Regions from separate parts of the Homo sapiens genome. Here region 2 is linked to region 1. A link is a loop called in an ENCODE intact Hi-C map of the cell type or tissue named here. Cell type or tissue: endothelial cell of umbilical vein. All regions are shown on one strand. Links, peaks and the distances in the headings refer to the core of each region. The heading gives the core; the rest is flanking DNA.

Evidence for each region. Peaks named below come from ENCODE experiments on the same cell type or tissue, not always from the same donor. Only the 100,000 strongest peaks of a DNase experiment are listed, where the experiment ranks them.
Region 2: it touches region 1 in a loop (9-fold over the local background); 1 of 110 quality-filtered maps calls a loop at or near these places.

What each region holds. Positions count from the first base shown.
Region 1 is chr10:29,801,045-29,806,426 of GRCh38, forward strand. No RefSeq gene overlaps it. Among named protein-coding and RNA genes, the nearest start is that of SVIL, 170 kb to the left of the region's middle. In endothelial cell of umbilical vein, for the core only: no CTCF peak of the experiment used is centred there; DNase peaks (open chromatin) are centred at 2,687 and 3,307; H3K27ac peaks cover 2,690 bases.
Region 2 is chr10:29,689,188-29,694,569 of GRCh38, forward strand. It overlaps a transcript of SVIL not described here. Among named protein-coding and RNA genes, the nearest start is that of SVIL, 57 kb to the left of the region's middle. In endothelial cell of umbilical vein, for the core only: no CTCF peak of the experiment used is centred there; DNase peaks (open chromatin) are centred at 2,594 and 3,264; H3K27ac peaks cover 3,662 bases.

The DNA of each region.
Region 1 (5,382 bases), core at 227-5,226:
AGCAGGAGCAAGAGGGAGGCAGAAGGTGCCACAGCATTTTAGATAACCAGATCTCATGAGAACTCACTCACTATCATGAGGACAGCACCAACACCAAGACATTCATGAGGCATCTTCCCCTAAAACCTCCCACTAGGCCCCACCTCCAAGCTGGGGATTACATTCTTTTTTTTTCTTTTTTTGAGATAGGTCTCATTCTGTCATCCATGCTGGAGTGCAATGGTGCGATCAAAGCTCACTGTAGCCTGGAAACTCTAGGCTCAAGCAATCCTCCCACCTTAGCCTCTTGAGTTACTGGGACTATAGGCATGCATCACCACACCTGGATAATTTTTTTTTTTTTTGTAGATATGGGGTTTTGCCATGTTGTCCAAGCTGGTCTCAAACTCCTGGGCTCAGGGGATCCTTCCACTCCTGCCTCCCAAAGTGCTAGGATTACAGGCATGAGCCACCACATGTGGCCAGGGATTACATTTCAACATGAGATTTGGAGGCAACAAACATCCAAACTATATCAAGTAAGAAAGGCAAGAAGGGCTAGGAGTCTAGCTCATGAAAAAGTAGGGTAATGGGTAGTAGGGACTGGCTCACTTGGAGTTTTGTGAGCCATAGTAGTTTGGATTTTATCCTCACTTCAGTGGGAGGCATTGGAGGATTTAAGCAGACGAGTGATATGATCTGATTTACATTTTCTGGAAGATCACTCTGGCCACTGTGGGGGGAGGATTTCAGTGAGATGAGTGTAATCAGAGCAGCTGGAAGGCTGCTGAGATACCCCAGGTGAAAGATGACAGCGGCTACAATGGTGAGATCCTGGGAAATGGTGAGAGGTGATGGGTGTGGGGTGTATTTTGGAGGTGGAGCCCATAGGACTTGCTGATGTGTGGGAATGAAGTAAAACAGAATCAAGAATGACTCCTTGGTGTTTGTCCTGAGCAACTGGGCATATGGGGGTACCATTTAGTTCAGAGGGGGAAGATTCTGGAAGGACCAAGTTTGGGGAAGAAAGGGGAGAAAAAGATCAAGTGTTCTGTCTGGATCCTGTTCAGTTTAAGACTCCAATTCAACACTCAAGTAGAAACTTCAAATATGTAGCTGAAAAGGTTATTGTTACAGATGAAAATTTGAGAAAGAATGATTTAGAATTAGATGGTGACATGGTTTGGTTGTGTCCCTACCCAAATCTCAACTTGAATTGTAGTGTATCTCTAAATTCTCACGTGTTTTAGTAGGGACCCAGGAGGAGCAAATTAAATTGTGGAGGCCGGTCTTTCCCATGCTATTCTCACGATAGTGAATAAGTCTCATGAGGTCTGAAGGGTTTATCAGGGCTTTCTGCTTTTGCTTCCTCATTTTCTCTTGCCACTGCCATGCAAGAAGTGCCTTTTGCCTCCCACCATGATTCTGAGGCCTCCCCAGCCAAGTGGAACTGTAAGTCCAATTAAACCTCTTTTTCTTCCCAGTCTCAGTTATGTCTTTATCAGCAGGGTGAAAACAGATTAATACAGATGGCTACACATAACAAACAATCCTAAATATCAGTGATTTACATAAGCCCAGGTTTTTCTTCTTTTCCACTTAATGAAAATCTGGAGCTAGGCAAGTAGGGGCTGATATGGGGTGGGGGGGGGGGTCCAGTATTGGCAAGGAAGCAGGCACTTGTCTTTTAGCTTTATCATCCTCAGCATGTGTCTGCCACCCTTAAGGTTACCCATGGTCCAGTAAGTAGGGACTATGGAGCTTTTATCATTAATTCCACATCCCAGGTAGTAGGAAGACTGTGGCAAGGATCAAAGCTGCAGCTGCAGGTCCCTTTGAAGAGCCTTCTTTTTTTTTCTTTTTTTTTTTTGAAGACAGGGTTTTCCTCTGTTGCCCAGGCTGGAGTGCAGTGTTGTGAACACAGCTCACTGCAGCCTTGACCTCATGGGCTCAAGTGATCCTGCTGCCTCAGCCCCCTAAGTAGCCAAGACTACAGGTGCACACCACCACACCTGGCTAATTCTTGTATTTTTTGTAGAGATGAGGTTTTGCTATGTTGCCCAGGCTGGTCTCGAACTCCTGAGCTCAAGAGATTTGCCTGCCTTGGCCTCTCAAAGTGCAGGGCTTACAGGTGTGAGTGAGGAGCCTTCTTTACATGCTGTCTGACATGTCATTGTTCAGAACTTAATTACACGGTTGCAAGGGAATGTGGTAAGTGTAGCCTTTTCATAGGGTGCCTTGCAGCCCTTAATAACATCTGTCATTAGATTTCTAAATAATGGGTACAGTCTTGGCTATAAGAGTCATCAGTGCAAACAGTGTTTACAGCCATGGCATTGGACGATGACGTGATCGGCAGAGGAAGGGAAACCAATCACAGAGGTGCTCATCCACAGCTGTAACGTGCCTCTGGCTCACAGAAACATGGAGCACCAGAGCTTGGCTTGGCTTGTATTGGTCATTCTTTGTCTTATTCCTGGGCCATGCATTTTTATAGCACGTGTTTGTCCTTTTCCTTTTGACCTACTTTACCCTTATACAACCTAGTTGAGTTTTATGCACTCTTTCAAGAAGCCCTTCTAGAACACGACTGTGTATAAATAAATAACAAACAAAGCTTTGATCAGTCTTCCTCTGTCAGAATGGGGAAAGAAGGCGAAAGAAGTAGAAAAAGAGGAAGTAGAGGAAGGGAAAGGGGCAGGAAATGAGTGGAAAGCAAACTGAGTGATTGAGGAGATTTTTGTTGGGGGTCGGGGAGATGCCTCAGAGCTTGTGTATTTACATGAGTCATCTGGACACGCTGAAACCCAGTTTCAACTTGAAGGGTTCCTCTCCAACCAACTGCTTCCTGGGGTCTGTCTGGAGAGTTACCAGAAGGTAATCTTCAACTAGAAGTGATTATTAGGTGGGCATAGGCAGCTGTTGTTGGCAAAGGAAATGCATTTCTTTTTGCTTACCTGTGACCAGTGGTTTGAGTCTCATGGAAGAAGCTCTCAATGATAGAAACTGAAGTCAGTGCCACATATGTAATTATATAAAGAACTTTGTGATTGCAGCTCAGGAAATGGTCTGGGTTTCAGACGTCCTCTGTCCTCACTGATGATGGCTGAAACTGAGGGTTTCAAAGTCTCTGGTTGGTGCCAGAGGGTACAGTTGGGTACAGAAAAGTGAGGAAATACTCTGGAGTCAAATAAAAATGCAAGAAGCAGAGAGCTTTTGAGGATATACAATGTGACGCTTAATGTTTGTCTTCCTTAAATGTCCTCAGTGCCACCATGACTAAGTTCTGGAAACAGAGAATCCTGTTTTGATTCTGTGACTCAGAGGGCATAATATGTTGGCTCTTTGCCCTGGGGCCCAGGGTATCCAGTGAAGCAAAAACAACTAGGCTACAGCTGCACTTCCCTGTGCTGCATGCTGCAGGGGCTGGAACCAGAAAGGCCACAGGGAATCTGAGAAAATTCACTTCTCTTAAGCTTCTCACTATTTCTCCAAAGCAAAGACAGGAGGGCTGCTGCCAGGACTGTGAGAGTTTGTACAGTATTGTGGTGCAATTGCAAAAGGCGTGCTTTCTCCTGGCAGGTGCAGCCCCCACACAGGGCTCAGCATGTGGTTAGTGGAGAACAGGCTGGATTTAGGTCCCCATCCTCCCTCTCAGCAGAGCATCCCTGCAGAGAGAAAAACCCACACACCCACCCACCTGTGGTAGCGCTGGCTGCTACCTACTTCACACATCCTGCCTGATAAGGTTTGGCTGCGTCCTCACCCAAATCTCACCTTGAATTGTAACTTCCATAATTCCCAAGTGTTGTGGGAGGGACCCAGTGGGAGATAATTGAATATGGGGGCAGTTTCCCCCATACTGTTCTTGTGGTAGTGAGTAAGTCTCTTGAGATCTGATTTTTATAAGAGGTTTCCCCTTTTGCTTGGGTCTCATTTTCTCCCTTGTCTGCCACCATGTAAGATGTGCCTTTCACCTTCTGCCATGATTGTGAGGCCTCCCCAGCCATGTGGGACTGTGAGTCAATTAAACCTCTTTTTCTTTATAAATTACCCACTCTCAGATATGTCTTTATCAACAGCGTGAAAACGGACTAATACACTGCCTGTCACCACTGGGGCTGTCCCAATGCTTCATGCCCTTGGAGTGGTGGCCTCTGAAGCAGAGTTTAGTGTGTAGCATGTGTCTGAGGCGTGTGCTTGAGATCAACTCCCGTGGCAGGGAGACAGAAGGCAGGAGAGTGCGAGGGAGAAGTCAAACTGTGATGAAATCTGATGATGGCCTTGGGCAGCCCTGTGGGGAGCCCTGGAGCTAGAATGTTCTCCAGTGTTGGACCAAGCTGGTCAGGCCTGTATCCCTCTGTGGTTTAGGGTAAAGCCGCTCTTCAGCTAAGATGAGTCCTGAGTTGGGGCAGCTGACAGCTGACACCCAGCCACCAGCATGCCCAGTGGTGGGGGCAACAAGTCTGTCCATGAAGGGAGATATAGAAGGCATGTCACAGTGTCTGCCACACCACCCCAAGGCTGCCCTTTAATAACCTAGTTTTCTGCTTCAAGGCTTCCCTTGATATTAAATTTCATCAGAGTTCTACAGCATGCCAAGATTTGAGGGGCAGGATAAAAAAATCACCCTACTGTCAATGCCATAGGCATTGCCTAACCATGATAATCAGAGAAAGCCGCTTTTACCCTAGTGTCTCTCAATTTTGACCCCAAATTAAGCATAATGCCAAAAGAAACATTTTGGGACTCTCTGAAAGGTCTAGGAAGGGAAGAAGCTTGCTGGGTGCATTCTGCAGGGACATCAGTTTACTGTCCACACTTTTTGTGGTCCATATCTTCTCCGAGGCCCTCATGCTGAGAAAATCTCACAGGAATCCCATATTCAGCCTCAGGGGAGGAAGGTCCGTGCGAAACACAAGAAGGAAGATGATTGGGGGCCGTGGAAGAGAGAGGCAATGTCACCTTATCCCAGGAGACCTCCAGCAGGTCCCTGGAAACAGGGGCAGGGGACAGGGGTGAGGCAGGGTGGGGAGCCCTAGATCCCAGGCCAGACCACTCGGTCAACCCCTGGCCTTGCTGCCCATGAGGTCTGCAGCTGTGGGAAAGTTCCTTAATTGTTCCATGCCTCAGTTTCCCCATCTGAGAAATTAGGATTGATAGTACCAACCTCAGAGGGCTCCTGCCAGGATGAACTCACACGAATCCCTTGAAGAGGGCCTGACCCGCACTGCACTCAGGAGCTGTGGCTACAAGAATGGGAGCAAGAAGGAAGGATCCCCTGAGTCTGGGGGTTGAGACAAGGCCAGTTCCTTCCCCACGGAGCCAACTTCATTGGAAGAGAGCTGCTCATGGGTTCAGCCTCAAACAGAAACATTCTGGGAAGCTCTCAGATGGTTCTAT
Region 2 (5,382 bases), core at 246-5,245, 110 kb before region 1:
ATGCCAAAAGGAAGTGATTCATCCATGCGTATACAGCTACCCACTGGCAGAACTGAGGCTAGAACTGGTATCTCCCCGACTCATGAGTCTCTTTTCTTTGTTTTCTTTTTTTTTTGAGACAGAGTCTCGCACTATCACCCAGGCTGGAGTGCCCTGGCGCGATCTCAGCTCTCTGCAACCTCCGCCTCCCGGGTTCATGTGATTCTCCTGCCTCAGCTTCCCGAGTAGTGGGGATTACAGGCACACACCAACACATCCGGCTAACTTTTTGTATTTTTAGTAGAGATGGGGTTTCACTATATTGGCCAGGCTGGTCTCGAACTCCTGACCTCGTGATCTGCCCATCTCGGCCTCCCAAAGTGCTGGGATTACAGGCGCGAGCCACCGCGCCCAGCCGAGTCTCTTTTTCATACTGCATACTGCAATGCATTCATACACACAGGTCAGGGAGCCCTTGTTATTGGAGTATTCATGACCCAAATCCCTACAAATGATGGGCTTGTTCAGGGAAGCACACCTTCAAAATACTAAAATATTTCCAAATAGCCATTTTTTTGACTTGAGTCCCTCTTAAAAATCCATCATTGTTCAAAGTCAGCCTCTATCCCTAATTCTGTTAGTGACTGTCTCGTACCTCCCACAGATGTATGTCCACTGCAGAGCAACACTGCAAAACTTTCCCCCAAATACAGAATTTCATGAGGCTAATCAAAATGGCATTAGAGAATTTCCCCAATAACAGGTAAAACAATGGCCAGTGGGAGCTGAGCAGTTTGATTAGGAAACAATCACTTCAGAGAAAAATCTAACGTTGGTGACAAGATAGAACTTTCTACAGTGATTTTAGTATTTAAAAATCTAAACGGCTCCAGAGGAAAATGACCAAGACCTTGAATATCTTTGTAACACTGGTCATCTTTATGCTGTGATGTAAATGTCAATTGTGATATAAAAAGTACCAAAATGTAGAATCGCCTCATTTTATACAAAAAATTTACTCCTTTCAAAATAATCAACACTTGACTTTCACACTGCTCATTCTAAGAGCTAGCCATAGTCACAATGATCACCTAAATTTTGATAAATGTATGCTAAAATAACTTATTTTCATAGTTTTCAGTTAATTTTTTTCATGATAAAGTCCCAAAGCTTTTTTTCATTATATGAAATGTTGGTCCCCATTTAAGTGGATTGACCTTAAATGGCCTTTTTTCTGGTTCTCATTATCCTTGGATAACAAGGATCTGCTGTTGAATCTTCAGAAAGAAGTTTTAGAAGTATAAGTCAGTAATATGGAGGCTATTTATATCATTTAGAACCAAGCATACATTTCAGAAGCAGAACTTCAGATCAGAATATGCAATACTAGAAGGCCCTATGTTTTTATTTCACCTGTCTGTCATAAAAAATAATGAATTTTATATTTTAATTTATATAAAATAAAAACAAAGATTACAAAATCACAAATGACTACATTTGTCTCAATTCTTTTAAAAAAGGTGAAAGCATAATAATGTATTTATCATCCTGAATTACATAATTAAGTTTCCAGTTTTAATATCCTATTTCATTCGAACACAACCCATGAGAACACCTGCATATGGTTGTTAATCATTGCTGATTTGCATATTGTGATTAGTTCCATCATCTGCAATTATCTGGGGTTCTGTATAATTCATGGTCTGAACTTTACCTGAGAACAATCAAGTTGGCTGATTTTTCTTACGTTCAAATGTTTTTTATATGAAGATAGTTAATATTCAGGGCTAACATTCATTCGTTCAGATAATGAAAGCTATTCTAGTATCATAAAACGCAAAGCTTCATTTTAGAAGCATCAATTATTCAGTGGAACATTTTCTTCTGGAAGAGTAAAAAGACTAAAAGAATATTTTTCCCATTAAATAAAACTGCAATGTTCTATAGTAGAAAGATTTTTTTTTCTCTTACTTTTCAATCTGTAACAGTATTTGGAGCCTAAATGACCAATAATGAACAATGTAAAGTATGTTGGATAATGAATAATTTTTTTTTTTTTTTTTGAGACGGAGTCTCACTCTGTCGCCCAGGCTGGAGTGCAGTGGTGCGATCTCGGCTCACTGCAAGCTCCACCTCCCAGGTTCACGCCATTCTCCAGCCTCAGCCTCCCGAGTAGCTGGGACTACAGGCGCCCACCACCACGCCCGGCTAATTTTTTGTATTTTTAGTAGAGACGGTGTTTCACCGTGTTAGGCAGGATGGTCTCGATCTCCTGACCTCGTGATCCACCCACCTGGGCCTCCCAAAGTGCTGGGATTACAGGCGTGAGCCACCGCGCCCAGCCCCAATAATGAATAATTTTTAAAGATTCTTTTCTTGGCGACGCTCCAGCTTCTGTGACCAAAATAATAAATAATTTATGATTTAGTTTGTCCACTAATCCTGTCTCAGAGATCAAGACAAAGATTTTTGACTCAGTCTTTCTGCCAAATTTGCTTATCTCTCAAATGAGTGTAAATTTATGGCTCAGGATTAAGACATGACTAATAGTTCCTTCCAGGTTTCCAAGGACAACAAACCCCCCATCTACCCCGGCCAACAGATGCTGGAGAGCAAAGATTACGGAATCCCTGTAACACTCTGTTATAGGTAGACACTCGAATTATCTCACCACTGTTGTCTACAAACAAGAAGAAAAATAAGCTCAAATCACCCTTTCAAATAACTGAGCAGCACGCTAAGGAAAACAGATGAGCTGCTCAGCTCTGGTCCCCTTCCTGGAATGAAATTAGCACCCATCTGGAAGTTGGATCAGCCAATAAGCAACTGGAAACACAGGAAACAGGGGAATCCCTGCCGCAGCTCACTCAGCTAAGACACTGTCAACCTCAGTGAAGAACCTCAGTTGCTTTACAGCTACAAAAAGAAGGTTCTCATGCCAGAAACCTTCGTCAAATCATAGAAAACAAAGAATCGTGAACTTGGTTTCTTGTTTTTGGCATTCTGGCTTACAAGTAGAAGCAAGTAGAGGTTCGTCAACATGAAAACTGCCTTTTAAAGGAAATGCATTACTAGACTCACTAACAACCATATGAGACGATGTGATTTTCATGACAAAGCCGATGAACTCTCCCTGGTTCTGCTCAGCAGAAGGATGGAGACAGAACATTCCACCCCGTATGAGCAGGTGAGCTCAGGAATCCCATTGCATTCAGCCACTTCCTAACTTGGGCAAGTTTAATCTCTCAAAACCTCTTTCCTCTTCTGGAAAATAAGCACAGGAACAAACTCATAAGAGCCTGCAATGAGATCATCAGTGTCAAGCACTCATTATAGTGCTTGGCATACACCAAATGTTCAGGAGAGATCTGTGATGATTATTTTTCCTGCTACACACGGAATACAATAACATTCTACTTTCTCTGAACCTTATATATATATAACAATACATATAAATGCTTATTTATATGTATATATGATATATATATAAAAATATATTTTTTTAATATAAGGGCAAGGTCTCCCTATGTTGCCCAGATTGGTTTCAAACTCCTGGGCTCAAGGAATCCTCCTGCCTCAGCCTCCCAAGGTGTTGGAATTACAGGCGTGAGCTGCTGTGCCCAGGCGGGACTTTTTTCCTATTACTGTAAAAATATAGAAACACTAGTATTTCAGAATGCTCCATTCTAAAATTCTTTTTCCTAACAACTACTCCCAAATAGCTATGACCCATATGGTTTTTGTCTCATGGTCACTGACGCTGACATAGTCCTTAACCATATATGCCTAGTGTTCCATTATTGGAACGCTAAGCTTGTGGGAGTTATTTATATCCCACCCCTCAAGGTCATCGCCAAGGTCCGATTTTTCACACAAAAAGACTGCAACCTCAGGCATAAATGGGTTAATGGCAGGCACTCCGAGTGTTTTCCATATGTTAACTCACCTAACCCTCATCATAATCCTGTGAGGTAAGAACTGTCTTCATCCTCATTTTACAGATCAGGAAACTGAGACTCAGAACAGCTAACCAACTTGCCCAGGTGTTAGAGACAAGTCAGGATTCAAACCAGGCAGGGTGGCCCGAATCCATAATTCTCAAGCATGACACTATAGGACCTCTGTTTTGTGTATTTATTTGGGGATGGGGGGTGGGGGAGAGGAGCAAAGGCAAGGAGAGAAGAGGAAGGAAAAAAGAAAACAATCTAGAAGGTTTCTCCCTCCTACCCCTTCACAGGCACGCATACATAGAAAAGGTTGCAGCTATGAAGACATCACCAAATACATTCTCATTGGCTGGTTCTTCAAATAAAAAATTTAAACTTTGCGTTGAAAGGGCAGTAAGTTCCTAGAGATGCCTGGAAAAATGGGAGAGAATAGATGCCTGAGCACCCAGCAGGACTAAGCTGCCCCTGGAGAGCCAGGTGGGCGCCAGACCTCACTGCACTCCAGAGCCAAGCCGCTGTGTGCATCACAACTGCACACACACAAGACACCTGCAAGTGCCAGCCCTTTCCTTCTCCCGAAAAAACGTCTTTCAAAGCACCTTCTTAAATAGGAATGCCTTACTCAAATGTGAGAAAAGCCAGGATACTAATAGCTACTACCAAAACAGTGGAAAAATAATACGTGTTTGGCCTATAAAAGTTCCTTACCCACATTAATCAAATCTTCTTTCTTCATTAGATCATTATCCTCATTTTAGAGGCAAGCCTAAAAAATGGAGTGTTTTGGCCTAAGACATAGTTATTGAGATAGATAGATAGATACATATATACATACATACATACATACATAGATACATAGATAGATACATAGATAAAATTGCAATTCCATCTTCTAGATCCTATGATGGGCTAAGGAGCCCAGTGTCCTCTCCCATCCCATAGACAGCCCCCCTACCCAGAATTGTAATGAACGAACAAAGTCAGAAGATGTAAACAAAGAAAGGAATAACAAAAATTGATATTGGCAGGGTAGTGCTTTGGGAAGCCGAGGCCGGAGGATTGCTTGAGGTTAGGAGTTTGAAGCAGCCTGGGCAACAGAGCAAGACACTGTGTCTACCAAAAAAAAAAAAAAAAAAAATCTTTTCTTAAATTAGCCAGGCATGGTAGCACATGCCTATAGTCCAAGCTGAAGCAGGAGGATCACTTGAGCCCAGGAGTTGGAGGCTGCAGTGAGCTATGATCACACCACTGCACTCCAACCTGGATGACAGAGTACAACCTGTCTCTTAAAAAAATAAATTGATACAGTTATTGTGAGCATGGTTACATTACAAGCATTTCCCAAAATACAATTTTTTTTTTCTGAGATCGAGTTTTACTCTGTCACCTGGGCTGGAGTTCAGTGGCATGATCTCGGCTCACTGCAACCTCCACCTCCCGGGTTCAAGTGATTCTC